Regions from separate parts of the Homo sapiens genome. Here regions 2, 3 and 4 are each linked to region 1. Evidence: chromatin loops called from intact Hi-C (ENCODE). Cell type or tissue: heart left ventricle. All regions are shown on one strand. Each heading gives the region's core, and the rest is flanking DNA. Links, peaks and the distances in the headings are about the cores only.

The links. Peaks named below come from ENCODE experiments on the same cell type or tissue, not always from the same donor. Only the 100,000 strongest peaks of a DNase experiment are listed, where the experiment ranks them.
Region 2: a loop joins it to region 1, with 15 times the contacts of the local background. A loop is called at or near these places in 100 of 110 quality-filtered maps.
Region 3: it touches region 1 in a loop (4-fold over the local background); 84 of 110 quality-filtered maps call a loop at or near these places.
Region 4: a loop joins it to region 1, with 7 times the contacts of the local background. A loop is called at or near these places in 87 of 110 quality-filtered maps.

The regions. Positions count from the first base shown.
Region 1 is chr4:38,727,929-38,735,529 of GRCh38, reverse strand. No RefSeq gene overlaps it. Among named protein-coding and RNA genes, the nearest start is that of TLR10, 51 kb to the left of the region's middle. RefSeq lists an enhancer at 4,315-4,684. In heart left ventricle, for the core only: a CTCF peak has its summit at 4,201 (motif pointing right); a DNase peak (open chromatin) is centred at 4,209.
Region 2 is chr4:38,178,317-38,185,917 of GRCh38, reverse strand. No RefSeq gene overlaps it. Among named protein-coding and RNA genes, the nearest start is that of LINC02513, 180 kb to the left of the region's middle. RefSeq lists enhancers at 5,825-5,884, 6,185-6,354. In heart left ventricle, for the core only: no CTCF peak of the experiment used is centred there; DNase peaks (open chromatin) are centred at 3,030 and 3,296.
Region 3 is chr4:38,050,724-38,058,324 of GRCh38, reverse strand. It overlaps TBC1D1 (TBC1 domain family member 1), which reads right to left. Exons shown (of 22, transcript NM_001396959.1): 12 at 6,265-6,426; 13 at 5,100-5,219; 14 at 3,987-4,126. LOC124900692 reads left to right here and starts at 2,176. Exons shown (of 2, transcript XM_047416508.1): 1 at 2,176-2,545; 2 at 3,336-3,650. The coding sequence starts at 2,359. The coding sequence ends at 3,574. RefSeq lists enhancers at 576-745, 2,808-4,007, 7,384-7,601. In heart left ventricle, for the core only: a CTCF peak has its summit at 2,585; no DNase peak of the experiment used is centred there; H3K4me3 peaks cover 302 bases; H3K27ac peaks cover 1,604 bases.
Region 4 is chr4:38,058,689-38,066,289 of GRCh38, reverse strand. All of the region lies in intron 14 of TBC1D1 (TBC1 domain family member 1), which reads right to left. Among named protein-coding and RNA genes, the nearest start is that of PTTG2, 100 kb to the right of the region's middle. In heart left ventricle, for the core only: CTCF peaks have their summits at 3,892 and 4,093 (motif pointing left); a DNase peak (open chromatin) is centred at 4,079; H3K4me3 peaks cover 835 bases; H3K27ac peaks cover 1,453 bases.

The sequences.
Region 1 (7,601 bases), core at 2,375-6,374:
GGCAGCTTGAAGTCACATGTGAAGTTGATGGTACCACAGGATGGAGGGAGCACAGGTTCCTGAATCTCTTCTTGGAGAAGGCCCATCTGCTCACCAGGAATCCCATTTGAGACTCTACATGAGAAATACACGTCTATTATTGGAGCAATTACAAATTTCAGAGTTTGCTACAGCAGTGAGTGTTTCTCTAACCAACAGAATTTCTTCCCTTTTTCATCAATCCTGCTTTCCCAAGTAGCCACAGGGGATACTGGAGCCAACAGAGCTGGTTTGAATCCTGACTCTGTACTTACTAGCCAGCCACTCCGCATCTTTGGGTGCAGCCTTCTTCTTTATAGAATAATCATGCCTACTTCATAAGGCCAAAGTAAGCTTTGAACACTAGAGGGAAGATGCATGCTGTCATCACAGAGTAGGTGTTGACCGTATTGTGTTTTTCAACTACCACAGGGTGACTTCATCCAAAATAACTTCCCATCTGGCTAGGGCTGCCTTGGAGAAATATCTTCTCAGCTAGGAGGTTCTTCAGTCTCAAGAGGCTTCCTGAATCAGAATGCTTTATGTCCTTGGGCTATGATAAAGTGCCATTGCTGCTGATCCATCATTCTACCAGGAGGCAAACCCCAGCAGATGGTAAATCCCCAGTTCTTGCTCTTGCTCTCTGGAGCTCCTCAGGTAGGAATAATTCCCAGTTCCAGGCTTGCAGACCTCTGACTCTTTTTTATTTATTTACTCACTTATTCATTTTTTCATTCATTCATGCATGTGTCCACCTGTCTGCTTATCCATTCATCCATGCAACAAGTATTTACAGTGTGCCAACTTCGTGCCAGGCAATGTATTGAGAACTAGAGATGCAGAAGTGAAAAGGAAAAGCTTTACTCACTCTCATCGAGCTTCCTTTATACTGAGAGGTCAGACAAGAGAGCGACAGACACTATGGTAGGAGTGAGTGCTACAGGGTGCTATGGAGGCTCAGAGAGGGCACTTAGTCTAGGGCTCGGAAGAGGCGTGCCACAAGTAGTGATGCCAAGCACAAGTTTTTCCTGGCAAAAGAATGGCAAAGCTGGTTCTACCACAACCACCAGCTACTCTTGAAATCAACTTTTTGGGATCTTCTACTAGCCTGCTGCATCATGTAGATATACCACCACCACCACCACATCTACCACCATCACCATCACCACTACCTCTACCACCACCACCACCTCTACTACCACCGCCACCACTGCCATCACCGCCACCACCACCACGATTACCAGCACCACCACCTCCACCACCATCACCACCACCTCTACCACCACCATCACCACTGCCACCACCACCATCACCACCAGCTCCACCACCACCACCAGGCCACCATCACCACCACCACCAGCACTACCATCATCACCATCACTACCACTGCCACCACCACCATCACCACTACCATCACCACTACCACCACAACTACCATGATCACCACTACCACCACCACCATCATCACCATTACCACCAGGACCATCACCACTGCCACCACCAATACCATCACCACTACCAACAACACCACCAGCACCATCACTATCACCACCACTACCACCATCACCACCTCCATTACCACCACAACCACCATGGTCACCACCACCACCATCATTATCACCATCACCACCAACACCATCACCACCACCAACACCACTACCACCACCATTGCCACCAACAACAACATCATCAACACCACCAACACCACCAACACCATCACCGCTACCACCACAACCACCAGGATCACCACTACCACCACCACCATCATCACCATCACCACCAGGACCATCACCACTACCACCATCAACACCATCACCACCACCACCATCAACACCATCACCACCACGACCAGCACCATCACTATCACCACCACTGCCACCATCACCACCTCCACTACCACCAAAACCACCACGATGACCACCACCACCATCATCACCATCACCACCAACACCATCACCATCACCATCACCAACACCAACACCAACACCAACACCACCACCACCACCATCACCACCACCACCATCACCACCTCTGCTACCAACACAACCACAATGATCGCCACCTCCACCACCATCATCGCCATCACCACCAACACCATCACTACCACTAACACCACCACCACCAACACTACCACCACCAACACTACCACCATCACCACCTCCACTACCACCCCAACAACCATGATCATCACCACCACCACCATCACCACCACCGCCACCACTGCCTCCACCACCATCACCACTACCACCAGTACCACCACCATCACCACTAACACCACAGCCTCCACCACCATCACCACCAACACCACCATCCCACCATTACCACCACCATCATCACCACCACCATCACCATCACCACCACCATCACCATCATCAACACCACTACCACCACCACCACCATCACCTCCCTTTCTGAGCTGTGCCCTGCTGAACTTCCAAATTTCTTGAGAATATCGTCCCCTGGGGAACCCTATGGCTATTTTTACTTCTTCCATGTGTGCCTTCCTCCCCACAACCACCAGTGTTCCACTCAAAGGGGCATAAACATCTATAAGGCATTCTGTATGTATGTGTTTATATAGTCTTTTTTTTTTTTTGACAGAGTCTTGTTCTGTCATTCAGTCTGGAGTGCAGTGGTGCAATCTTGGCTCACTGCAACCTCTGCTTCCCAGGTTCAAGCAATTCTTGTGCCTCAGCCTCCCAAATAGCTGAGACTCCAAGTGCCCGCCACCATATACGGCTAATTTTTTTGTGTTTTTAGTAGAGATGGGGTTTCCCCATGTTGGCCAGGCTGGTCTCAAGCTCCTGATCTCAAGTGATCCGCCTGCGTCAGCCTCCCAAAGTGCTGAGATTACAGATGTGAGCCACCAATCTGGCCTATATAGTCTTAAACATGCTCACAATATATATGTTTATGTATCTTTGTAAGCATATGCCTAATGCCTAAAATGGAATATGGATGTATACATGTTTGCACAAATACACATATGTGTGTATATACATAAGGCATATGCATACACGTGAAGAGACATATATATAATCTTCAAATTTTCAAGAAAACAAATTGTTAAATTGAGGGTACTACCTCAGAAACCAAACTTTATTAAATTTTCCCAAAAGCAGAAATAAAAGGCAGTCTATAGATTATTTTGCTATCAGAGACAACCAACAAGCCCAACAACTTTGGAAGTGCCTGGCTGATATGAAAGTTATTCTTTTTTCTTTTTCTTTTTAATTAAAAATTAATTAATTAATTAATTAATTAATTAATTAGAGACAGTGTTTCACTCTGTTGCCCAAGCTGCAGTGCAGTGGTGCAATCACAGCTCACTGTAGCTGCAAACTCATGGGTTCAAATGATCTTCATACCTCAGCCTCTCAAGTAGCGGGGACCACAGGCATGTGTCAATTTTTAAATTTTTTTGTAGAGGGGGAGTCTTGCTAGGTTGCCTAGGCTGGTCTCAAACTTCTGGCCTCAAGTGATCTCCCACCTTAGCTTCCCAAAGTGCCAGGATTACGGGCATGGCCACTGTGCTTGGCTTACCTTTTTTCTTTGAAGAAGATGTTTTTATTGGAATAGAGTTAGCAGTTTCTTCCCTCCTCTTAGTATCTAGAATAATGAGCCTAGTGCGGTGGCTCATGCCTGTAATCCTGGCTCTGGGATTGTTAGAATTTCTGATGCCCGTGAAAGTGACCCTTAGGGTTGAGAGAGAGGAGAAAAGCTTTCTCTTAGATTTTATTAATAACCAAGAGAATTATGATGATGATATTAATAATAGCAATAATTAATATATAATTAACACATAACACTCCCTATGTGCCAGGCACCATTCTAAGTGTTTTGACATTTGCTTTGTTTGTGCCTCAGTGTTTGAGATGTTATCTCGTTTATGTCTCATAAGTACTCTCTGAGGTAGGCTCTAATATGATCATCCCAACTTTACAGATGAGGAAGGTGAGGCACAGAGAGGTTTAATGACCTGCCAAAAGTTACAGAGCAGTTGCAGAAGCAGGATTCGAACCCCGGCAATCTGGCTCTAGATTGCCACATTACCCTTAGCAGTCCTGCTCTCACGCAAGGCCGCCCTGGAAGGACAGGAAGAAGAACCCTCTGAGCCGCGAGAAGGTGCTCCGAGAACCCTCAAGAGGACCCCGGCCCTGAACTAGAAGCTCCGCGTGCCTGGGCCTCCCTCTCCAGCAGGGGGCGCACACAGCCCGCATTTTCTGGACTCCTCTAACCACAGATACCTCGGCTTATTGAGAACTGGAACTCCTGACCTTTTGTGGGAAAGGCTCTGATCTCAAAACTTTCTCTAGCATTCTTGAAGTATTTACAGTGTACTAATCAAAGGAATGATCCGGTACATGGACATAACCAAGGGAATGATTCAGGACCGTTCTTGGAGGACCTACAATGTGTATCAATAAGCAGAAACCCAGGAAGCCTGTATAGGCCCCAAGCTTATAACAGCGCTGCCTGATTCCAGATGAACCACAAACACTCCAAGCCGGGGTTTTTCTCACCACACCCGAAGACATTCTATTAAAATAGCCCTGTTCGTGGGTGGCCTCCCATGCATGAGTCCTCTCACATGGTCTGCGTGCTGATGGGGCTGTGCTGAACTCACCGCATTGGCCTATGGAACACGTGCTGAGGTGTTTTCTCTCTAGTGACCTTTGTCACATCCTTTGCAAGAAATTAGCTCAGAGGAGCAATCCCTGAAGGCCAAACCTCAACCTGCACCAGAGGCAGACAGGAGACGAGGTTTGGTAGAATTTGTACCTCTCATGGTGGTGGGAGGAGGAGAATGGCTCTGTGAAGCGCTCCTTCCACCCTTTTAATGCTGTGCAATAAAGACTGAGTTAGGGGCTCAGGCCTGTAATCCCAGCATTTTGGGAAGTCAAAGTGGGTGGACTGCTTGAGCCCAGGAGTTCCACACCAGCCTGGGCTACATGGCAAAACCCTGTCACTACAAAAAATACAAAAATTAGCCAAGCACGGTGGCGTGTACCTGTAGTCTCAGCTACTCAGGAGGCTGAGGTGGGAGGATCCCTTGAGTCTGGGAGGTGGAGGCTGCCGTGAGCCGTGATTGTGCCACTGCACTCTAGCCTGGGTAAGATCCTGTCTCAAAATTTAAGAAAAAAAAAAAAAAGACTGAATGAGGGGGCTAACTTTGAATGGGGACCTCTCAGACTCAGAGCAGGAACAAAGTTGATTGCCCTGGGACTTTAAAAGTTTCTTCAAAATCCTATACATTTGTCAGCTGCTCTCAGGAGCCTTAGCAGGCTTCAGGGGTCTCTCATCCCCTCTGCTATGGTCTGAATGTTTGTGTTTCCCTAAAATCCATATGTTGAAATCCTACCCCCTAAGGTGATGGTACTGGGAGCTGGGTCTTTGGGAGGTGATTAGGTCATGAAGGCAGAGGCCTCCTGAATGGGAAGAGTGCCCTCATCAAAGATGCCCAAGAGAGACCTCCCACCCCTTCCACCTTGGGAGGACATGGTGAGAAGGCACCATCTATGAACTAGAGGGCAGAACCTCGCCAGATGCCAGCTCTGCCTGTGCCTTGATTTTGGAGTTCCAGCCTCTGGAACTGTCAGAAATGAATTTCTGTTGTTTATAAGACATCCAGTTGGCCGGGCCTGGTGGCTCACGCCTGTAATCCCAGCACTTTGGGAGGCTGAGGTGGGAGGATCACGAGGTCAGGAGATCGAGACCATCCTGGCTAACACTGTGAAACTCCATCTCTACTAAAAAAAAAAATACAAAAAATTAGCCGGGCGTGGTGGCGGGCACCTGTATTCCCAGCTACTCAGGAGGCTGAGGCAGGAGAATGGTGTGAACCCAGGAGGCGGAGCTTGCAGTGAGCCCGAGATCGCACCACTGCACTCCAGCCTGGGCGACAGAGCGAGACTCCGTCAAAAAAAAAAAAAAAAAAAAAAAAAAAAGACACCCAGTTTATGGTATTTTGTTATAGTAGCCAGAATGGACAAAGATACCTTCCAAAGTGGTGTCCTTTCTGTATATACTTTGGCATAAGACATCTGATTCAAAATTAAATGAGAGGGACCATAAAGGGAAATACTCCGTTGCCAGCTTGCAGGGGAGGGCCGTAAAAGATCGCTTGGGTTCAGACTCTGGTTCTGCCTCCTGGGGGCCGAGCAGCCCCTGGGGAAGCGATTTACTTTTCTCTGTACCATGGTTTTCTCACCTGAAAAATGAAAATAATAAAATCCATGCCATAGGGTTGTTGAGTGCATTCAACGAACCCATGCGTGTGGTCCTAAGTGCAGCACGTGGCCTACACAGGAAGCACTCACTGAATCTTAGCTGTTGTGATTTCACCTATTCATGCAGGCCAGGACTCTGAGGAAAAAAGGAGATCTCTTGCTATTGTCATCTTTATTGATACTGCCACACTTTTTTTCTGCTCTGGGTGGCGCTGGCAAACTTCCTGTCTTCCCCAGGAGAATTTGATACCCCTGCCCCCACCTCTCTCAAAGGCAAACACCCTCCTGCCAGGTAGCAACTGGATGCCATGCAGAAGTATTCTCTCCTGGAATCACGTTCCTGGGTATTTGTCCTCAGGACCAGCCAGCTTGGAGTTGAGGTCAGTTGAAGTTCAAGAGGGCATTTATTCTGAGTTTTACTGTTTATTGATTTGCAGTACTTACAAGCCAAAGTGTTTGTCCTCCTGGCCTTCAGGGCCAAGGCTAAGGCCACAACAATGCAGCCCTTCTTCAGTGGCCCTGTTACCTTCCGGGAGCAGGCAGGGTGTGGCAAGAACTTCTGGGTGGCAAGAGCTCCAGGGTGTCGTGAGAACTCTGGGTGTGGCTGCCCAGGGCAGGCCTTGGAGAAAGCAGTTAAGAAACAAGCAACAAGGCTTGGTACCCCAGATCTGAATGTTGGAGCCACCCGTGGTTCTGGCTCTGTTATGGAGTAGCTATGGGGACTCAAGTTCTCTGCCCCTCACTTTCCCCGGCTGTCCAGCACAATGGCAGCAGCAGTAACAGTAACAGTGTACTTTTACTGAGTACTTACTGTCCACACGTGGGACTTCGTAGCTCTCCCTTAACGGTTAAGACCAGCCACTGCATCTGCGATCTATACCCACTCTTACTAGCTTCGTGACCTTGGAGACACCGCTCCAGCCCTTGTTCCTCAACTTCTTAATCTGTAAGAAGTGGGGCAGTTAAGAGCGCCTTCCTCTTTGAATTGCAAGAGGATTAAATGAGAAAGCCCAGGAATAGTTCCCAGCCCAAGGTAGTAGTATGAGCAATACTATGATAAATTTCACATTCATGATCTCATGTCATTTTCATAGCAACAATGTGAAATAGGTTCTCTACAGGGGAGAGGCTCAGGGCACGCAGAAAGAAGCAAGCAAGGCTGAGATTTGACCCCAGGATTATATGGTTCTGAGTACCACAGTCTGGATCTGAAATCACTGGGCCTTACTGCCTTTCATTTGCCAACGTCACCTGAAGAAACACTTACTGAGCAGCTTACTAGGAGCCAACCCGTTGTGACCATATTGAATTGGTTGAAAGTTCCAATTGAATACAGTTCTTAAGCACTAATGG
Region 2 (7,601 bases), core at 1,505-5,504, 550 kb after region 1:
CTTTCACTCCTTTGCTCATTTCAACCTGTCAGGCCAAGGAGAGATAATTGCATTAAATCACCTGGCAATTTAAATGTTCCTCTTTGTAGTGTCAAAGGAGTCTTTCTCTTTAATCAATGAAAAACCTGAGGTCTCCCTGGCGAATAGTAAAGCCTTACAATTAAGAGCCCACAGGGAGCTGGATTGAACAGGAGAGATTCTGGGTGCAAAGAGAAGCTTCTCATGGATCCTAATCAGGCTCCCTGCTGGAGGAACCCAGAGATGCCCCATGGGTACCGGACAACAGTGGCCTGTGTGTCTCCCACTGGACACTAAGTCCCTTGAGGGGGAGGACTCTGCCCCTCCCATCTTACCACAGGGCCCTGTTTTCATGATTGTTTAACTGAATCCTCCTCCCTAACCCCCTCTTGGACCCAGAGATTGTGCTTCCTTGCCTGATTACTGTATAAGAGGCGGAAACAAACATCTTAATCAGACATTCATGGCACACAAGCCAGTTAAAAAGGGTCACACAAACCAGTTAAAAAGATGACAAATAGAAATTTAGTTAAGGTCGGTAAAAGGAAATGGGGTTTGAACCTAGAAATAAATTTTTCTTTTTTCTTTCTTTCTCTTTTATTTTCATTTTTATATTTTTGAGATGGGGTATTGCTGTCGCCGAGGCTGGAGTGCAGTAGTGTGATCATAGCTCACTGTAACTTTGACCACTCGGGCTCAAGTGTTCCTCCTGCCTCAGCCTCCCAAATAGCTGGGACCACAGGACACACCACCAAAACTGCCTAATTTTTTTATTTTTATTTTTTGTGGAGACAGGTCTCACTATGTTGTCCAGGCAGGTCTTGAATTCCTGGCCTCAAGTGACACTCCCACCTCGGCCTCCCAAACTGCTGAGATTACAAACATGAGCCACCATGCTCAGACTAAATTTTTCTTTTTGAGAATGTAAATAGAGTTGAGAAATTCTTTGGCTCTTTTGACCTATGGAAATAATTTTCTGATTGAAGAGCCTGAGACTCACCCATCTTCTTGTGTAATACTTTAGTGGATCTAGAGAGCTTTAGGTAAGTCCCTTTTAAAATAAATGCCAAAAAAAAAAAATTAGTATTTTCCATCCTGGCAGTTCTTTTCAAGTCCGCTCCTACTCCAAGGACTTTTCAGTGGATGGATTTGGAGGGGAAAAAACATACTGCAACCTGAAATTGATTGATCGGTCCCAGGCCAGTTGCATTTTCTAGCTGTCTGGCGGGCTTCCTGCCAAATCAACCGCTTGTCCACTAGTTCCCTAAAAATGCCTTTGTTCAAAAAGTTGCAAACACCTAGTGCCATTTTAAGGTGAGCCCTAGCTCCCCTACTGGCTGCATGAATCTCTGCTGTTGAGAGGAAATTTGACATCATTCTTCCATTCTGAAGTCCCGGATTTGAATCCCAGCTTCTTCCGTTATGCAGGTTATTTGGCTAAGACTTGGTTTCCTCATCTCTAAATGGGGATAATAGAAGCGATGTCGGTGTTTTCACAACCTCTTGCGAGGATTAAATGGGAGAGTGAATGCAAATATCCTGATCTATATAGCAGGTGCTCAATAAAAGAGCATCCACCCCAATTGTCTGACCTGCAGCTCAGCTGAGGCTATGAACCTCTTCCCTCGTCCATATGAAAAGTCCAGACGGGGATAGAATCTGTGTCTTCAATTCCCTCTGCCCTGACCCCTTTGTAGTCGCTCTGAGCTTAGGCTCCTGTGCTATAATTTCTGATCGGGGCGCCAGTGCTGACAGTGGATTAAAAGGTCAGAAGACTGGCCCTTTTCATCTCAAGGAATCAAATAAATGAGAATCCGCATGCTGGATTTTAATTCTAACCAGTAAACATCTGTTGATCAAAGACCCATGTCAGTCCTATGCTGGAGACCGAGAATAATGAAATGAGTAAGATTTGGCCCCTTCCTCCCAGCCTGTCTACATCTGGATGTGCAGTCATTCTACTGAAGATAGTTCTAGATACAAGAACTAACTCAGCAATTTCCCGGTACTAATTTAACTGAAATTCACAAGTGTTGTTCAAATACAAGTTTGGGACTTTGAGGGGATGTATTTATTGGCTCCAAAGAAAGCCCATGGTAAATATCTTTCCACACATCCATTTTCCAAGGAAATCATAATGATTCTGTGTCCGGAATTGGTGGGTTCTTGGTCTCACTAACTTCAAGAATGAAGCCGTGGACCCTCGCGGTGAGTGTTAACAGTTCTTAAAGGTGGTGCGTCTGGAGTTTGTTCCTTCTGATGTTCGAACGTGTTCAGAGTTTCTTCCTTCTGGTGGATTCATGGTCTCGCTGGCTTCAGGAGTGAAGCTGCAGACCTTCCCCGTGAGTGTTACAGCTCTTAAGGCGGCCTGGAGTTGTTCGTTCCTCCTGGTGGGTTCGTGGTTTCACAGGCCTCAGGAGTGAAGCTGCCAACTTTCGCAGTGAGTGCTACATCTCATAAAAGCAGTGGAGACCCAAGAGTGAGCAGCAGCAAGATTTATGAAAAGACTGAAAAAACAAACCTCCCACACTGCTGAAGTGGACCCCAACGCGTTGCTGCTGCGCCCAGGGCGCCTGCTTTTATTCCCTTATCTGGCCCCACCCACATCCTGCTGATTGGTCCATTTTACAGAGAGCCGATTGGTCTGTTTTACAGAGAGCTGACTGGTCCGTTTTGACAGGGTGCTGCTGGGTGCGTTTACAATCCCTGAGCTAGACACAAAAGTTCTCCAAGTCCCCACTAGATTAGCTAGACACAGAGCACTGACTGGTGCATTTACAAACCTTGAGCTAGACACAGAGTGCTGACTGGTGTATTTACAATCCTTTAGCTAGACATAAAGGTCCTCCAAGTCCCCACTATACTCAGGAGCCCAGCTGGCTTCACCTAGTGCATCCCGAACCAGGCGGCAGGTGGAGCTGCCCGCCAGTCCCGCAGCGCCAGCCTGCACTCCTCAGCCCTTGGGAGGTCGATGGGATCGAGCGCCGCAGAGCAGGGGGCGGAGCTCATTGGGGAGGCTCAGGCCGCGCAGGACCCCACGGCGGGGGATGGGGGGAGGCTCAGGCATGGCGGGCTGCAGGTCCCCGAGCCCTGCCCCACGGAAAGGCAGCTGAGGCCCAGCGAGAATTCGAGCACCAGCACGGGCTGGTCTGCACTGCTGGGGGACCCGGCGCACCCTCCACAGCTGCTGGCCCTGGTGCTAAGCCCCTCACTGCCCGGGACGGGCTGCTGAGTGCGGGGCCCTCCGAGCCCATGCCCACCGGGAACTCATGCTGGCCCGTGAACACGGCGTGCAGCCCTGGTTCCCGCCCGCGCCTCTCCCTCCACACCTCCCCACAAGCAGAGGGAGCCGGCTCTGGCCTGTGCCGGCCCAGAGAGGGGCTCCCACAGTGTAGCAGCGGGCTGAAGGGCTCAACGGCGGCCAGAGTGGGCACCAAGGCCGAGGAGGTGCTTAGAGCGAGCAAGGGCTGCCAGCATGTTGTCACCTCTCAATTCTATATGTTATTATATTATTTTGGGTCATTTTAATTTTAATAAAAATATTTACGTATGAAGGAAAAACACATTATTGTTTCTTGACTTTTCTTTTTTCTTTTTCTTTTTTTTTTTTTTTTTTTGAGACAGAGTCTTGCTCTGTCACCCAGGCTGGAATACAGTGGCGCAATCTCAGCTCACTGTAAGCTCCGTCTCCTGGGTTCAAGCCATTCTCCTGCCTCAGCCTCCTGAGTAGCTGGGATTACAAGCGTGTGCCACCATGCCTGGCTAATTTTTTTGCATTTTAGTAGAGACGGAGTTTCACCATGTTGGTCAGGCTGGTTTTGAATTCCTGACTTGATGATCCGCCCACCTCGGCCTCCCAAAGTGCGGGGATTACAGGCGTGAGCGACTGCACCCGGCCTGTTTCTTGCCTCTTAATCCATAAACTTCATTGACCTTAATTTGTAACAATATAAACTAGAAGTGACTTTTTTTAGTTACTAAATAAAGCCAACTATATTTTCATTGAAATAATTTGACAAAATCGTTTTTAAGTCCTGGAGAAGAAACTGTTCTCTAATTGACTAATTAAAACCCACTTAAACTAATAAAGTAGATCCTCTATGGACCTTCTGTACTAGAGAAAACTTTATTAGTCCGAGTTGAGCTACAGGATAAACTTAGAGGTAATAAACTGCATTGGGGGAAAGAAATCAAACATGCTATAAGTGGGAACTTCCACTTATCTACGCTGATCCCTCAACTGATGCCAGGAACTGTATTCACGAAGAAGACTCTAAACTTTTGAACTGTAGCTATCTTCTCCAGTTGAGAAAACCAGATTTCCTCCCTGGATGGCTAGTGATGTTTTTCACTGGGGAAGATAGCATTTGCCTTCTGCTCCTTCTTGCAGCCAAGGTCAAACTGATCTTGTCTGATGCATCCTCTCTTGTCCAACTGCATCCCATTGAAAACTGAGACCATTTTGGCCAGCTAGCTTTTCCTAGGCCAGCAAAGGGAGCTCAGTGCAGAACAGAGAATGACACTGTCAGACCATCCTCCCAAATGAGCTCTCCCTGGGGAATCCCGGAAGTGCAGTGGACACAAGAATGGACCATAATCTTGGTCCTAGTGCCCACAAGTAAGAACATGCTACTTAGAGAGTCACATATATGAGCTATGTGTGTATGGATCTGCAAAGGTGCAGCCATGAATATCTCCCTATATTTTCAAGAAAGAAGCCTCAATTGAGGCCAAAAAAGATTTTCTTAGACCCTAGAGGTCTCTATGGAACATTGCTTTAATTAGATTGGAATGGTTTGTACTTAAGCTGTCAAATGGATAGATGATAGGCCAATGATAAATTGATTGATTGATTTAGAAGTCAGACAGATCTAAGTTTATACCAATTCCTGGCTGAAGGAGAGCTGCTAAGGTACTAAGTTTCCTTAAATCTTAGTTTGTCTGTAAAATGGGTTTGCTTACTTCTCCAGGTGGTTTTGAGACATGAAGGAACCTGTGTCTGTAAAGTGCTTATTAAAGTGACTGACATAAAGTAAGCCTCAACAAACAGGAACTATTATCAACTCATTGTTATTGAAGGATAGTTAATTTGGGGCATCTTTGTGAGTTCAGGAGTTCAGAACAGTAAGGAGACAGACTGGACTCATGGAAAGGTTCCAATACACATCCTTGTAAATTGATACTTTCCACAACAATGCATAGTTTAAGTGGGATCAGTCACCTGGTGGTCAGATGTGTACAAGTCACAGAGGGTGAGACAGTTCTGCTCAGGAGCCCGGGAACCCAGCCTGATTTCCTGTTTCAAAAATCACACCTGTGAAACTCTATCCAGGTGGGAAACTCTTCTGGTCCAGTCTCCTCGAGCCATGGTTCATTATCAAGTTATTTCTCTGGGTCACCCTGAGGTCATCTCCTTAATTAATGCAACAGCCAAGGGAGGCCAGGCCCAGGAATTTAGCTGGACAGGCTTTGCCTAAAAGTCCATAATAACACCTCATCTTTGTTGAACACTTACTATGTGCCAGGCACCGTGCAAACAGCCTTATGTGCATTCGTTTATTTAATCCTCTAATGGCCGTCTGGAGGAGCAGCTACAATCATCCCCATTTAAAGATGCAGAATCTCAGGCTTGTCAAAGCCCAGTCATTCATCCAAGATCACAGCTAGGAAGTGGTGGAACCAACATTCCAGGTCTTTCTGACTCAAGTGCCTGAGCTGTTACCAGGATATACTTCACAGAAAATCATTAATCCCACATTTCTCTCCCATGTCACATGTGTTTATATTGCATCTGAGAACAAAAGGCGGTTTAAAATTCTCCCTTTTCTCACCTGCTGAAGAGCAGCACAGCCTGTGGCCGGCCACTAATCAGGCCCTACCTTGCTCCAAGTTTTCCAGAACACTCCTCAAATACTCTTTATATCCCATCATTGTTTACCCCAATTCCTGCTCAGGATTTTTTTCAGCCTTTCCAAAAAGAAGCACAATTTAACAATTAGTTTAAATCACTCTTAGCTAAGAATCCTCTTTTCAGGGGCACGTGGTTGGAGCAAGAGTGCCACCTGGTGGAAAATTTGGGTCACTGCCAACACACATTTCTTGGGCAAAGGTGGTTAGGCTGGACCTGAGCAGGGCTCCCACTGCCTGGAAAATTTCCTGGAGAGCTACAAGAACTAACTCAGCAATGCCCAGGTACCAGTTTTACTGCAATTCACAAGTGTTGTTCAAATACAAGTTTGGGACTTTGAGGGGATGCATTTCTTGGCTCCAAAGAAAGCCCAGAATGGGGATTAGGATTAAGTGAGGCAGAGTCTCGCAAGTACAGGAGTGCATCCTGTCTTTACTTAAAATTTTAATGCTTTATTTATTATGATTTTTTTTTGCATTTTGATTTTTTTTAACTGCATTAAAATATTATTTTTCTTGATTACTGAGTTTTGGGTACCCGCTCGCATTTCGTACCCACGACAAAGGTCTCACTTGCCTCCCCCTAGTACTAGCCCTGCCAAAGCCCTCTGAAAAAGGATTTCGCTTCCTTTCAAAGCTCTGGCAATAAGAAATTGACCCCTGGCTCCTGTCAATTTCCCACACATCTGTCTCCACTCTTCCCCATCTGAGAATGGTCTTGGTCCACTTCTGTCATCACCGCACCCCTTCCTGCTCTAGTTGATACACCAACCCCAGTCGAAAGAAAGTACACAAACCAGCATATACACTCGAGTATAACAAGTGAATAAATGGCAAAAAAAAAAAAAAAAATGTGCCAAACAAACCTCATCGCAGGTTACTGCTCCTTTGGCAGGCAACTAACAAACCAAGCTATAAAGCTGCTTCTGCTTTTCCCAGATCCAGGACCACCAAGCCACAGGAAATCAGGGCAAAGGGCACTTGTCAACACTCTGCCCTCACCCAAACTTGGCCATAGCCCACGAAAGGTCAGCCTAGTAACATTTCTTCCTCAACAATGTCCAAACTTAATGCCAACATCAGGCCAGGTCGCCATAAAGCTCTATATCTGGGCTGGGTTATTCCAGTCCCCTGGTTCACAGCCTAAGCCTGGTGGAAGGTCTTTACCTGTAATGCATGAGTGGGCATTGGGGGTTGCGAACATGGTTCTGGAAACCTCTGAAATTTTACGCAAATTATGTGCTTATTATTTTCCTCCCATTTTCGAAGGAGGCTTTGACTCTATAAAGGGTAAGAATCACAACAGTCTTAATAAAGTCTTCAGCCTTTATCAAAGGTCTATGCGAGAAATAGCAACAAGAAATACCTTCCTCTGCGTAGCCTGGTAAAAACAAGCATCAGTGGCCTGCTCTGTAGTATATAAACAGTGTTGGGCCATCCCAATGCAAAGACCCAAGCGTTTCTTAGTGTAAAGAAAAAGGGAGACTTTTTCTCTCTTGATAAACTGGAATCTCACCTGGATATAGAACAGGATAATCCAATATAGAACAGGATAATCCATGTTTCCTTCTCTGCCTTTTGCTGCCTCCTTAAACTCTTTTTCAGCCTTACCATGGCTCTCAGGTAAAGTTCTTTTCTGCAAGCTCTAGACTTTCCTCTGAAATATGCTTTCACCA
Region 3 (7,601 bases), core at 855-4,854, 680 kb after region 1:
GAACATATGGAGACCTGCTAGTGTGGGTCAAAGTGGTCACAGACCACAGTGGAGGGCTCTGGCATCGTGCATCCTAAGGATGGGGAACAGACAGTGGCAGAGGACAAAGATGCCTGATTTGTCCTCTCAGACAGAAATCAGTTGCCATTCAAGCTCCAGTCCCACTGCTAACTATTAGGGAGGCGGTCAGGATGGAAGGGGGCGGAGGAGATTGACTGAAGGCAAGTACGTACATTAAAATGCCCAGAAACATGTTTTCCATTCAGTGTTGGTGTCTGGCCAACAGGGAGACATGCAGGTACACTGAGAGTCCACGCCCAACACAGATGCCTATAGGGAGCTTCCTGTGGGAAGAGGGAAGCACAGGCAGGACCACCTCCAGAGGGTCCCGCAGCGTCCTGCATCTCTGGCTGCAGCCCAGTGCTGTGCACAGTTCAGAGAATGAGCTTTGGAGCTCAGACCCGCGAGCTCAGGTCCTGCCTCTGGCTCCCACTAACTCCCTGGTTTGGGGAAAGTGATTTAAGCCACTCCCAGCCTCCACTCACCCACCTGTAAAATGGGCTTCATAAAAATGTCGATGTTCTTAAGATTGTCTAATTAAAGGAAATAATTCATGTAAAGCACTTAGCAGAGTATAAAAAGAGCATAATATGTGGCTATTATTATATTAATTCTTCCTTAATAATCCTTTTATTCTCGTTTTTCTTTTGCATACACAGAACACTTAAACAATGTTATTCAGAAATTCAGGCGGCTTGGTTCTGAGAAGAGATAAGAAATAATATGTGCCTATAGAGACAGAGGAGGCATGAGGAGGGAGTTGAGAAATCACTAATCACTAAGTTTGCAAGAATCTGAGCCACTGACTTGCCTGCCTTTAGCAGCCATCAAGCCTGCAGGAGCTGCCGGAGATGGGTGACAAAGATGAACCTGTGAACATGTGTTACAGGGAGAGAGCTGCTATGGGAGAGTCAGGATACAAGGGAAGGGGAGGGAGGGAGCCATGGGGATACTGACGAAGAGCATTCCAGGCAGAGGGAATAGCCTGTGCCAGGGCTCGGGTGGGGCATGAGGGTGAGTTCATGGCTGGCATGGCACAAGCCAGAGGGGCTAGTGGGAACCTGCATCAGAGGAAAGGTGGACATGGATGGTGATCTCTGCCTAGCGCTGACAGGGGTCTCTAGACATCTTCCTGCAGGAGATTGGGTGGTGGGGCACAGGAGGGAGAGGAGCTGACTTGTTTGGGGTCTGATGAATCAGGGGTGATTACGGCCTAGGAACAGGAGGAGCAGCATCTATGCCAGGCCCTGTTCTGTTTGGTACTTTTAGCCATTACTTAAAGGCACAAAGGCCATGTTTGTCCACTTGACAGGCAAATATATACAACTTACTGGTCACCAGACTCAAGACTCAAAACAATCGCAAAAGGACTGCTCAAAACTGATGAATACTTTATAGGTACAAACTATGCGAGGGAAAAAAACTTCTCAAGTATAGACATGACTCCCCCACCCCGCGAGACAAGGTCTCACTCTGTTGCCCAGGCTGGAGTGCAGGGGTGTGATCACAGCTCACTGTAAACTCAAACTCCTGGGCTCAAGTAATCCTCCTGCCTCAGTCTCCCAAGTAGCTAGGACTACAGCTTCACAACACCACGCTCAGCTAATTTTTATTTTTTTGTAGAGACAGGGTCTCACTATGTTGCCAAGGGTGGCCTCGAACTCCTGGCCTCCAGGGATCCTCCTGCCTTGGCCTCCCAAAGCACTGAGCTTACAGGCATGGTCAACTGTGCCAAGCCAGGAAACCAGTCCAAATTTAAATAATGGTTCATATCCCAAAGGACAAGATAGAATAAGAGCCAAGAATGTTTGAGTTAATCACTTAAAGCAGAAACAGATTATGAAGATCAATCTGCATTAACAGAGCAGTGGCAGGTCAACGGAAGGAGCAACACACTGCCAGAGCCAGAGGCCAAGTGAACACCAAGTTCAACTCAGGACTCCAGGAGGGGCAGAGGCTCTTCGGAGGACAGGACTCGGACCAGGGGTTCCCAAACAGTGACGAGGGCAATTCCCCTGGAGAAGAGAGCTAAAGGAGGCAGCAGCTTCCATGGTCCTCTGTCATCTGAAGGGCAGGAAACAGATGCAAACACATTTCCGTGTGGCTTCAGAGACCAGAGAAGAAGCCAGGAATCAGAGGACAGGGAGGCAGGATGCGGCTCAGTCTGTGAATGCTCGTTTGAAAACTTGGAACTGTTCTATGATGGAGCAAGCAGTCATCTGTGGCCCCTAACGCATCCTGGCCACTGCACAAAGCATTTCCGAGCAGAAATTTCCAAGCGACCATGCCCTGTGAGGTATGGCCACCGCAACACCGAGGCACTCTTTATTAAACACCGAAACTTGGGTTCTGGCACCCCTTTCAGACATGAATCAGCTTCGTTCCTCCTCCAGGGCCTCCCTCTGGTGGCTCTGGTTCCCACTGCTCCACTCCACACCCTCTAACAGGGTGCTACAGGACCTGGGAGGAAGAGCCCTTCTTTGCGGTAAGCAGACCTCTCCACGGGGCAGGGGAAGAGAGATGTGGCCATCTGGCTCACACTGGCAGGAAGAGAAATCAAACCCTGGCTAGGCTCAGCAGCTCCACCGAGGGGCCACCCACGGCAGGAATACTTTATAGGTACAAACTACTTGAGGGAAAAAAGGTGCTGGTGAGTGGCAGCTCCATGGTGCCCCCACATAGAAAGGCTGGGGCAAAAGAAGCAAGGGGCCAGGCTCACCCGAAGGACTTCCACAGCATGGGAGGTGACATTACCCTGGAAACATTCGCATCACTGATTTTCTTTCCAGTACTATGAATTTTGAATGCTTTAAAAAAAATGTATCAGTAATGATATCATGCTGCCTTGTCTCTATCAGTGTGGCAACAGGCATAATTAATCCCAGGTTATAGGTGGTAACTTTAGACAGTTTATTCTAGTTCACAGCTCCTAAGGGGAAAAGCTGGGATTTGAAAGCAGACTCCGAAGCCCACGCTTTGGTTACAGCGGGTAGCTCGTCAGACATGAGGACGGCAGGAGAGGGCCCTTTCCAGATATGCACCAGCAATGTCAGGCGACCATCAGGTGTTGGTCAGGCAGTTGTCAACTGTTTCTCTAAAGTGATCGTTGGTCACAGCGGGCACCAAGGAAGGGCGGGCTCCCAGTAGATAGAAAACACCTAAAACTGGGGAGCTGCAGCTTCCCAATAAGATCTCGGGAGCTGGGCGAGTGGGCTCAAGCATGCGCATTAAGAGGCAACATGGCGGAATTTACCTGGTGCATGACGTTCCTCTAGGAATGCTAGACTGGACAGGGAAGAACGCCTCAAGTGAGCACGCCTACAACTCCAGTAAACACCCTGCGCACGCTCCCCCACAACCCCCGTGTGCTAGCACGCCAATGCACATGCGGACAGCCCACCCCAAGGGAAGAATCAGAGAAGAAGGAACGCAAGACCCCGGAAGTATGGCAGCATATAAAACCCCAGGTCAAAAGGCCAAATCTCACACTTCATCTCTCAAGTTGCCCGCCTAACCACCTTCAAAGTGTACTTGACGTCCTTTCATTCCTGCTCTGAAGTTTTTAATAAACTTTCACTGCTGCTCTAAAACTTGCCTCAGTCTCTCCTTTTGCCTTATGTCCTAGGAGGCAAGAAGTGAGGTTGCCGCAGACCTGTCTGGATTCACCGCTGGTTAACACTGTGACCACTCTAAACATCAGAGCTCTGCTCCTGTTTATGGAGAGGTTACCCTAAATTAGCTTTAAATTCCTTCCCTAAGAAATGGAGGGTAACCTCTAAATTCCCTCCCTAGTTACCTTTGTGATTGCCTCAGACCTGCCAATACTGAAGAGGACGGCGCTCTGCTTTCTTACCAATATGATGGGGCTCCCAGGGTCCTCTGTCAGCGTGCTCTCTTTGAGGTTTCATTTCAGGTACCGGCCTTACCTTCATATCTGCTGGAAGAATCGCACGCCTTCTGCGGGGTGGCTACTCGGAGGAATATCTGCTGCCTCCAGGAATGCCTCCGGGTCTTCACAGGAGTCCCACCAGAATCACCAAGATGGTTTGCTTTGGATTCAAAGTCCCTAAAATTATAAGATGATTGATTTATGACTAGTGGGGAGGAATTCACGGGATTTTGTTAGCTTAACATTTTTTTAAACAAATCACTAAATTATCAACTATCTTTGTATAAACAAATAATCAATCACAGAAGTTATATCAAGCTCACAGTGGGTCATCATTCCTAAAGAACTGCTTTCTTACAGAATTCTTTTCATGAAAAGAGAAAGATTACATGCCCTTAAGTGATTTCGATTGTAACAGAGATTAAGAAACATGTTCCACATATCATAGTTCCAATTGGGCCTCTCTTGGTGCCACTTTGATAAAGAGAAACTGCCTAAAGGGGGAAAGGGGGTGATGCCAAGGGGCCCCATTCTGCCCTCTTCTGTGCATGGGAATATCTGCTCAGCACAGGCCCATGTCTCCAAGGATTCCCACAAAAAATGAAAAAACTTGCAATTTAATTACACAGAACCAGCAAGGCAATAACTATGCAGTCACTTGATGATGATAATTGTTTTAACGTGTGTATTTTTTAAACTACAAAATACAGTTATCAATATATAAACACAATCATAAATGTTTTCTCCTATTCACAGGACAACCTGAGAAGGCCCTTCCAATTTATACCCAAGTTATGTACCTGTAAGTAAGCAATCCCCTCAACTTACAGATTAGACGTCCTGAACAGATCAGACATCCTGATTTGAAACAGACATATGCTCACTAACCAGAAACACTGGTCTCAGAGACTTGGCAAAGACTTTTCTTAAGATAACACTTAAACTAATCCTCGTCAAAACTAGAGAACAGGTTGGTTGCACATTTTTAAAAATGGCATTCAGTAAGAAAAAAGTATAAGAAAGAAGATACAACAGATTTAGCTGAAATGATTTTTTAAATGGCAAAATAGTAATTAAAACACCCTTGTATATCTAATGATATTCAACACTTAGTAACACCCAGGCTTGATATATCTAAATTAAGCCCTACCTTTTTGTGTTCATAAAATCAGAGGTGTTATTTTCATCTACAGGAGCCAGAAATTTTAGAAAATTTGGCACAGAGGAAGAAGAATGAAGTTTTTTCCGCAGGGCATTACGGTAGGAGATGCTAAGAGTTTGGTTGAAAAAAGAGTTTAGGATAAAGAAACATAAAAACACAAAGTATAAAATATAAGCTTCAAAATAAAAGAAACATTTTTGTTCTAATGCTAAGAAAAGAAAACTAGGTAAGAAATTAAAAGTAGTTCACGAATGAGATTTAATTTTCATTTTCACCAATAAAATTTGATTTTAAATGAATGGGATCAATAATTTTTTAAAAAAGAAAATCCATCCATTTTCCAAATAACTCTTCCTTTCAAACTGGGAAAAATAATTCCCCTAAATCAATCAGGAAGTTTCTGATATGGCACAAATTGCAGTGTACATGATCAAACACAGATGTTATCCTGTGTGTGTGTGTGTGTGTGTGTGTGTGTGTGTGTGCGCGCGCGCGCGCGCGTGTGTGTGTATATACGCATGCATGTAAGTGTCCACTAGGGCAAGGAAATGTGAAAATAAGTATAAAAAAACAATTTGCAGCAGGGTGCAGTGGCTCACACCTGTAATCCCAGCACTTTGGGAGACTGAGGCAGGCGGATCACTTGAGGTTAGGAGTTCAAGAACAACCTGGTCAACATGGTGAAACCCCATCTCTACAAAAAAAAATAAAAATATTAGCCGGGCATGGTGGCGTGTGCCTGTAGTCCCAGCTACTCGGGAGGCTGAGGCAGGAGAACTGCTTGAACCCACAAGGCAGAAGCTGCAGTGAGCCGAGATCACGCCACTGCACTCCAGCCTGGGGAACAGAGTGAGACCCTGTCTCAAAAAAAAAAAAAACAAACACAAACACAAACCAATCTGCCATTAAGATCTGTTTTCATAATAATCTTAAGAAAAGTCATCAATAGTAAAATTAACTTGGTTCAAATGACAGCTGAAAATAAGACAAAATATAAACAAAGACACACACGCGCGCGCACACACACACACACACACACACACACAGTGGCTCTGCTTCCTGCATGGACATTCCCCCCATTCAGCACATCCTCATCAGTGTGAACTCCCCAGGAAAACAGACAACACCAAACTTGCCACGTGAGTGTGCTCACCTCTTTGGCACAGCATTCCCACTTTGTTCTCCACTGGAATTATGTTTTAGGTACTTAAAAAAGTTTGGCGAGGAGGCGGAGGGGTTAAGACGAGGTGGAGGAGCAGGAGCTGAAGACTGACCTGGGCGGTGCTTAGACTCACCCACAGGTGAAGGATCCACACTAAACAGCAATCAGAGAAAGCACGGGGGGGTTAGCAGGAGAGGGGGCGCCGACAGGGACACGGAGCAAACAGGTGGAAGGAGCACACCGCTTTTGTCTCGTTGTTCCAGTAACACTATCAGAGTGGAGGACTTCTTCCACTCCTTTTCCTCATCTCTGCTCGCTCTCTGGCAAAGGTAGTTTTCAGTGAAAAACAGAGTATATTGACGGCCGTTCTTGACCATTTCCCACGTGTTTATGCTCCCAACAATACTTTTTTTTTTTAATAGGTCTCACTCTATCACCCAGGCTGGAGTGCGGTAGCACGATCACAGCTGACTGTGACCTTGAACTCTTGGCCTCAAGCAACCTCCCACCTCAGTCTCCCAAAGCTCTGGGATTACAGGAGTGAGCCACTTCGCCCAGGAACAATAATATTTCTTTCTCTATTTTCTTTTTCAGGAACTGGCAGGAAAAAAAATTTTTAATTAAAGTATAAACAAAAGCAAAAAAAAACTGAACTTTAAAAAATACATTTCCCTTTAAAATGAACAATATCCTGCCCTGAATTTCAATGTCTTATTTCCTGTAGATAAATCGGAAAAGAGCTCACAAGGGGGAAAGAAAGCAGAATGGGCCATGCTAGAGAGGCAGACAGACAGGCATCTCCTCATCCCTCCCATTACGGATGTGTGACATCATCTATTATAAAGCTACATTCTTCATGGAGAAAGGAAAAGTACTGATACTAAGTCCTATCAACTCTGGCTTTTGAGAAACAGCAGACTTCACAAGAGAACTAGGACTCTCCAGACAGGAATGTTTCAATGATCACTGAAAACGCCAACAACAGAGGAGTGGGCAGGCAGTGGTGAGGCAGCACAGAAGTAATGTGCAGACAGGGTGTTAAACACAAGAAACTTACACAGCTACAACCCAACGATGTGTGTCTCTAAAAGCGTGTATTTATTAAGCAGTACCTTCTGACATGTCCCCTGCTTTTGGGATCACCACTACCCCGCTGAATTCCAAAGAACCAAGAACTCTTTCCAATGGCTGACAGAAAACAAAGCTGGGAGGCTCTGCTCCATCATCCAGGACTGTTAATGCTCACACTTCTTTACTCAGAACATTCCAAACACTTCTGTACTAACTCACACTCTCAATGATCCGTGTATGAACTACACGAACACATA
Region 4 (7,601 bases), core at 2,523-6,522, 670 kb after region 1:
TTTTGCTAAAAAAAAAAAAAAAAAGTTGCTAATAATGCCCCAAATGTATGCTTTATTAGCAAGAGTTAACATTTAATTCTAGAGTACTTCCAACATAAGATACATTCCTTCACACTAACACAGCCCATTACTGTACAAGCACTAATTTAAGTGAGCAAACCTATCAAAACTCTTGATAATTTACTCGTAAAACTGTCAACGGTTCATTACTGTGATTAAGAGACTAGATTTAGAGCTAAATAGATTGATACGAATCCTGGCTATGTGAACCAAGAGCTGCAGGAGACATAACTGTGTCACTCAATCTTTCTGTCCTCATCTCTTAAAAGATGGGCAGTAAGTCCAGTTGTGGTGACCCACGCCTATAATCCCAGCACTTTGGGAGGCCGAGGTGGGCGGATCACCTGAGGTCAGGAGTTCGAGACCAGCCTGCCCAACATGGCGAAACCCTGTCTCTACTAAAAAAGATACAAAAAATTAGCTGGGTCTGGTGGCAGGCGCCTGTAATCCCAGCTACTAAGGAGGGTGAAGCATGAGAATAGCTTGAACCTGGGAGGTAGAGGTTGCAGTGAGCCAAGATCGTGCCACTGCACTCCAGCCTGGGGGATAGAGCAAGACTCTGTCTCAAAAAAAAAAAAAAAAAAAGGCGGTAATACCTATGGGGATCATCTAATTGTGTAAAAGTGAAAAACACAAAATGCTTAATACATGATAAAGATAATTACAATGGCTATTATTAATATCTGATGCGCTTCATTGCAAAGAAAATAGGCTTTGTTGCCTGTTTCATCCCCTGCCATAGAACTCATTTCTAATTTTCAATGTGCTGTTTATTAATCACTCAGGACTTTTTTGGAATTTTTATCAGAATAGGAGGTCCCCATGCTTATCAGCTGCTGCGGCTTGAGGGCTCCACCCAAGATAATTCATCTCCAGCATCAGACATTTGGGGGCGTAACCCAGTAACTGGTGGTTCTACAAGTCCTCCAGGGGATTCTGGGGCACAGTTTGCAAACAGCTGACAGAAATGTAGCTACGGGCTGGGTGGGTGCAGTGGCTCACACCTATAATCCCAGCACTTGGGGAGGCCAAGGCGGATTGGCCTCTTGAGGCCACTTGAGGTCAGGAGTTCGAGACCAGCCTGGTCAACATGGAAAAACTCCGTCTCTATTAAAAAATAAAAATAAAAAAATTAGCCAGGTGTGGTGGCAGTTGCCTGTAATCCCAGCTACTCCGGAGGCTGAGGCAGGAGAATCACTTGAACTCAGGAGGCGGAGGTTGCAGTGAGCAGAGATGGTGCCCCTGCACTCCAGCCTGGGTGACAGAGCAAGACTCCATCTCAAAGAAAAAAAAAAAAGAAATGTAGGCTGGGCATGGTGGCTCACGCCTGTAATCCCAGCACTTTTTGGGAGGCCGAGGCAGGTGAATCGCGAGGTCGGGAGATGAAGACCATCCTGGTCAACGTGGTGAAACCCCGTCTCTACTAAAAACACAAAAAATTAGCCGGGCATGGCAGCGCACGCCTGTAGTCCCAGCTACTTGGGAGGCTGAGGCAGGAGAATTCCTTGAACCTGGGAGGTGGAGGTGGCAGTGAGCGGAGATCGCACCACTGCACTCCAGCCTGGGCGACAGAGCAAGATTGTCTCAAAAAAAAAAAAAAAAAGAAATGTAGCTCTGTGTGAATGCTACCAACCTGTGGCCCTCTGGCTGCCTCCCAGCTGCAGGGTCCCTGATGGAGGCACCATGGAGACTTGGCTTCCCCCAGCCTTCCCACACACTCATGAGGGCAGTGCCAGAAACCAGGGCAGCCTCCGTTTCAGCCTAGGCAGAAGAAAGGCACATGGCAGCCTGCAGGAAAGCCTAGGGCCAGCAGGACCAAACCCTTCCCATCCCTGCTGGCTTAACCATCCCCGTGGGTAGAATCACAGGTAAGGCCCCCCTGGAGGAGGAGTTTCCACACCAGCTCACATTCAACACACAAAAACACATACATCAATGTTCACAGCGGTATTATCCGTAACAGCCAAAAGTGCAAACAATCCAAATGCCTCTCGACTGGTAAAGGATAAACCATATGTGATGTCTCTATACAACGGAATATTAATAAGTCATTAAAAAAGAATGGATTACTGGTATGTATTATGACATAATGAATTTTGAAAACATGTTAAATCAAAGAAGCCAGACACAAAAGACCACATATTATATGATTGCACTTAGATGAAGTGTTCAGAATAGGCAAATCTATAGAGACAGAAAGTAGATTAGGGGCTGTCTATGGTTAGAGGTGGACGGCAGTAGATTGGCAAGTGACAACTACAGGTTTTTTTCTAGGGGGACAAAAAATGTTTCAAAATTAGACTGCGGTGGGTCGGGCTCACGCCTGTAATCCCAACACTTTGGGAGGCTGAGGCAGAAGGATCACTTGAGGCCATGAGTTGTAGACCAGTCTGGCCAACATGGTGAAACCCCGTCTCTAGTAAACATATAAAAATTAGCCAGGCTTGGTGGGGCATGCCTGTAATCCCAGCTACTCAGGTCGCTGAGGCATGAGAATCACTTGAACCCAGGAGGCAGAGGTTGCAATGAGCCGAGATCGCACCACTGCACTCCAGCCTGGGCGACAGAGCAATACTCCGTCTCAAAAAATAAAAAATAAAAAAAATTAGACTGTGGTCATGGTCACACAACTCTGTGGATATACCAAAAAATAACCTCACAACATTGAATTGTACATTTTAAATGAACAAACTGTATAGGATGTGAATTATATCTCAATAAAGCTGTTTTTTAAACAAAACAAATCTATCCTTCTAAAAAAACTCCCTCCTCAGAGCTGATCCAACCCTTCCTTCCCTTGCAGGGCTGCCTGTTTACTGAAGCAGGCAATAGGGTACACAGAGGACCAGGGACCAGGATGAGGCAAATAGGCCCCCAGGGTGTAATCCTTAGGAGACACTCACTCTCAAGGTCCTGGAAGTTCAGGGTCCACACCTGCCAGGCCCTGAAAGTGAATGCCTCCTTACATTTTGCACCCTGGACACGTGCTGGCCTCACTCTAGTCCCAGCCCTGATTTTGAGGCTGCTCATGTTCATGTATGTCCACAAATTCTATCCACCTGGAAATATTTTCAAACTACTCGTCATTCACTTGCTTTAAACTCTTCAATGGCTCCCTGGTATAGGTTAAAATTCAAAGGTTAACAGATCAAGATCACTCACTTTGGACATTCTCCTGCAGGCACACAGGCACACACTCTAGAGTTAGACCAGCCCTAAGGAGGAATCTGCTGTCAGGTGCTGTAGCATCGTCATGGGTCAGCTGGTATCAGAACAGGAGGGCAGGGATTCAAATCCAGGCGATGTGACTCTAGCATCTCAGCATCCAAGCCCTCAGCCCTCTTCCCCTCAGCCCTCCTACCAAGCAGCACTGGCTCAGGTGCTATCTTGTGTCACCAATAACCTTAGCTCCAGCCCTCACACAGTGTTATGGACTGGCTGTTTAAACGCCGGAGGTTCACTAGGAAAAGCTCAGTCAGTGTTAACTCACAATTGTTAACAGGCACAAAAATAGCAAGTCGAGGTAAAATCTTGCCATTCACTGTGACTTCCTTGACTTTTGAAATGACAAGCCAAGAAGCACAATGGGGTGTGGGGGCGGCGCAGGGTGGGTGGGGTAGGGGGCGGATGGGGAGGTGATCAAGTATCTTTAACCATAGAAATCCATGAACAATCAGATTCTTGGCTTGCAATATTTTATCTTGAACCTGGTCTTTGTTCACCACAGAAAAGCAAAGTTATACAGAAAGTAAATTAAGAACAATCTTAAAAATCCACGTCTCTGCCAACTGAAGACAACTTTTTTCTTCCGTGTTTTGCCCATGCCCTAAAACCCTGTAGAAAAAGAAAAACATCTAGATTTCAGAAAGTAGCTCTCCATTCAAATAAGTTGCAAATGAGCAAGGAATATAAATATTATAGCAAGATCAAAAACAAAAACACGCAGGGAAAAAAAAAAAAACAAGCACACTTTTCCGGGATTGGAAAGAAACAAGGGCAATCAAGATGCGGGGAGCAACACTGCCACCAAGTGGTGACAGTTTCTCAAGTCACCCTCTGAGGTCCGAATTGAGGTCAACCCTCTCAACGTGGCAGCAATCAGAATCCTGAGGAGTCTAAAAAGAAAGAATTCAGGCCCAGACCCCATCCCCACACTCACTGACAGTGAGGGAGACAGCCAGGAAGGCATGTCTGGCCCATGTTTTAAAAAATCTCCCCAGGTGCTTTTGGTGCACAGATGTCACTATGCTTGTATTTTCCAGCAAAGTTTCACCTGCAGTTTATTCCACTTATCCACTAAAATTTCCTGCTGGTACGTAAATTATTGAAAACTATATATGACACATGTAAATCATGTTTCATGTAAAACATGTAAATCATGTTTCAAATCAGTTCCTAAGTTTTTCACAATAATATAAATTGGTCATCATAAAGATTCAGATTATATACTTCAGTTTAGGCATTACTGTTTATTACTGCTTACATCTCAATTGATATCTAATATCTAATCCACTAGACTTAATGTTACTATAAACTAGGCATATTGACATAGCTACATCCACAAGACAAAAAAAACTTTGAACTTAAGTTTCACTGGACTATTTCTTATACAATGGGTTTCAAATCAATAAATTATTCTTATCTATATTAGGCTTTTTTTTACAAGACATATAAAGTCTGAAAGCTTCTATTGTTGGTGAAATGCACAATATAATCTGAAATGCTTAAAGGAAAAGTATAAAACTAAATTTAATATTGTTCCCTAGCACATAGAGGTAAATAAAATGATTTTTCCCCGTTTCAAAGTTGGGAGTTGCCTTAAAAATTGTTTCTTAATAACAAAGGATTATCTTTTGCATAATACACCCAGAGAGAAAATTATGGAGATTATGTACTACCAGATATCTAGTCAGAAGTTGATTTTCAGCATTTTTTTTTTGTAGGCTTGACAATTAGGTTAGAGCCCACGGCTGAGAAAACAAACGCCCACACTGTGTCTCCTGTGCTCCATAAGAGATAAGGCCTTGCCTCCCTGGAAAACCAAAGGGCAGGAAAGACGCAAAGCACCATACATTTGGGTTCACCTGGCATATGGTCAAATCTTTCTTTAAACCTTACCATGTTTTTAATCACTGCATTTTCCCCATCACACTCACTCTTTGCTTCTTCAGACAGCACAACTCTTCTCAAAAAATATCCCTGATGACTCAGACTTATTTGAGACTTGAGAGACTCCTGGAGTCCATCACTAGAGACCCAGGGCAGCCTGACAGACAGGCCTAACCTAGGATGCATCAAAGATCTGGACTGGATTTCCCACGGTTGTTTATTCTAAGCCCTGCCTCCTCACAGTGGACCTGAAACATCAGCCTCACTGGGGAGCTTGTTAGAACTTCAGAACCCACCCGGACCTACTGCAACAGAGTCTGCCTTTTAACAAGATTTCCAGAAGACTCCAAGCACATCAAGTTTGTAAAACACCGCTCTAAACCATGATCTGAAGAAAGCCTCTTAATCAACAGGTGTATGAGGTCTTCATCTGACAGATGAGACTGCCTCTATCTGCTTTACCTTCAGTACAGGCCAACGATGGCGATCCACAGTGAGGTTCTGAAAAAGAGAGAAGGCTGTCACACAGACGTAAGCATCCTTACCCTTTACTCAGAGGAGCAAATATGTCTCTCTCATGAACAGACACTTCTCAAAAGAAGATATTCATACAGCCAACAAACATGAAAAAAAGCTCAACATCACTGATCATTAGAGAAATGCAAATCAAAACCACAAGGAGATACTGTCTCACACCAGTCAGAACGGTGATTATTAAAAAGTCAAGAAACAACAGATGCTGGTGAGGTTGCGGAGAAGTAAGAATGCTTTTACACTGTTGGTGAGAATGTAAATTAGTTCAAACATTGTAGAAGATGGTGTGGCAATTCCTCAAAGATCTAGAACTAGAAATACCATTTGACCCAGCAATCCCATTCCTGGGTACATAACCAAAGGAATATAAACCACTCTGTTACAAAGATACATGCATGCATATGTTCACTGCAGCACTATTCACAATAGCAAAGACATGGAATCAACCCAAATGCCCATCAATGATAGACTAGATAAAGAAAATGTGGTACATATACACCATGGACTACTATGCAGCCATAAAAATGAATGAGACCATGTCCTTTGCAGGGACATGGATGAAGCTGAAAGCCATTATCCTCAGCAAACTAACGCAGGAACAGAAAACCAAACACCACATGTTTTTGCTCATAGATGGGAGCTGAATCATGAGAACACATGGACATAGGAAAGGGAACAACAAACACTGGAGCCTGTTGGGGGGCGGCAGGGAGCAGGGAGAGCATTACGAAAAATAACCACATGCTGGACTTAATACCTAGGTGATGGGTTGATAGGTACAGCAAACCACCATGGCACACGTTTAACCATGTAACAAACCTGCACATCCTGCACATGTACCCTGGAACTAAAAATAAAAATTAAAAGAAAAATAAATCCAAATCTTAAACACACCCAACCTGCAGTAGCTTCGCTAACGCCACCCTCTGCCTAGTGTATAGTTACCAAGAATGAATGGTCCTTCCACATACTCAGCGTCACACAAGGCATTCACCCTAAGAACCCACAGCACCAAGAGAGAATGCACTTTCTATAGTTTCTGCGGCAGCCAGAAGTGACTGCCACACTTAAAGCATCACTAAAGCCATTTGCTTTACATTTAAACAGGCAGCTTTCAGGATTCTATTTCACGATCTATTTTTATTACAAAAACATTTGCCTTGCCAAGTCTCCAAGTAAAAATCGCTGATTTCCTATTTATCATACAATTTCCCTTCAATGTAGTACCTGCTGTGCACGTGACCTACTTAGTATTTGAGAAGCAGGGACCCTCTGAGGTTCAGGATTAAAACCAGCCCTCTTAGACTTTGCTAACTTAAGGCTGTAATTCTTACAAGAGACCAACTGGTCACTGTTGAATTTAAAAAGAAAAAAAAATAGTCTGGGATTTGGGAATATTTGTCCTGGAGCTACTAGACATATGCAAGCAAATTTCTAAATATAAATTAACTTCCTACCTACCTCAGATAGGTTTCCAAAATATAAAGTTCAGATTCTTGCAACTTAATTATTTCATGGGGATTTTGTGCATAGAAAACAGTCACACATCCCTGAGTAAACAAGAGGCAGACTAATTTTGTTTGAGACAATTTTGCCCATTATACTATTAGAGATTAGACTATCCACCTCTATCCACTGTGCCTGACTTTGTATTTTCTTCTCTTTTTACACTATATTTAGTTAGAGACACACTCCTTACTCACTTAACACCCTTCTCTCCAGATTTTTTTTTTAGCCCACCTATAAAAATTAGAATCTCCAAATTACAGAAAGTTTCTATTTTTCCTTCACTAGTAACATTATCACTATTGCAAACACCATGGTTTTTGTATTACTGTTGGTGTGTTTTACTAGTATCTTCCAAGTGGGATGACATGGATGGAACTGTATAAACATCC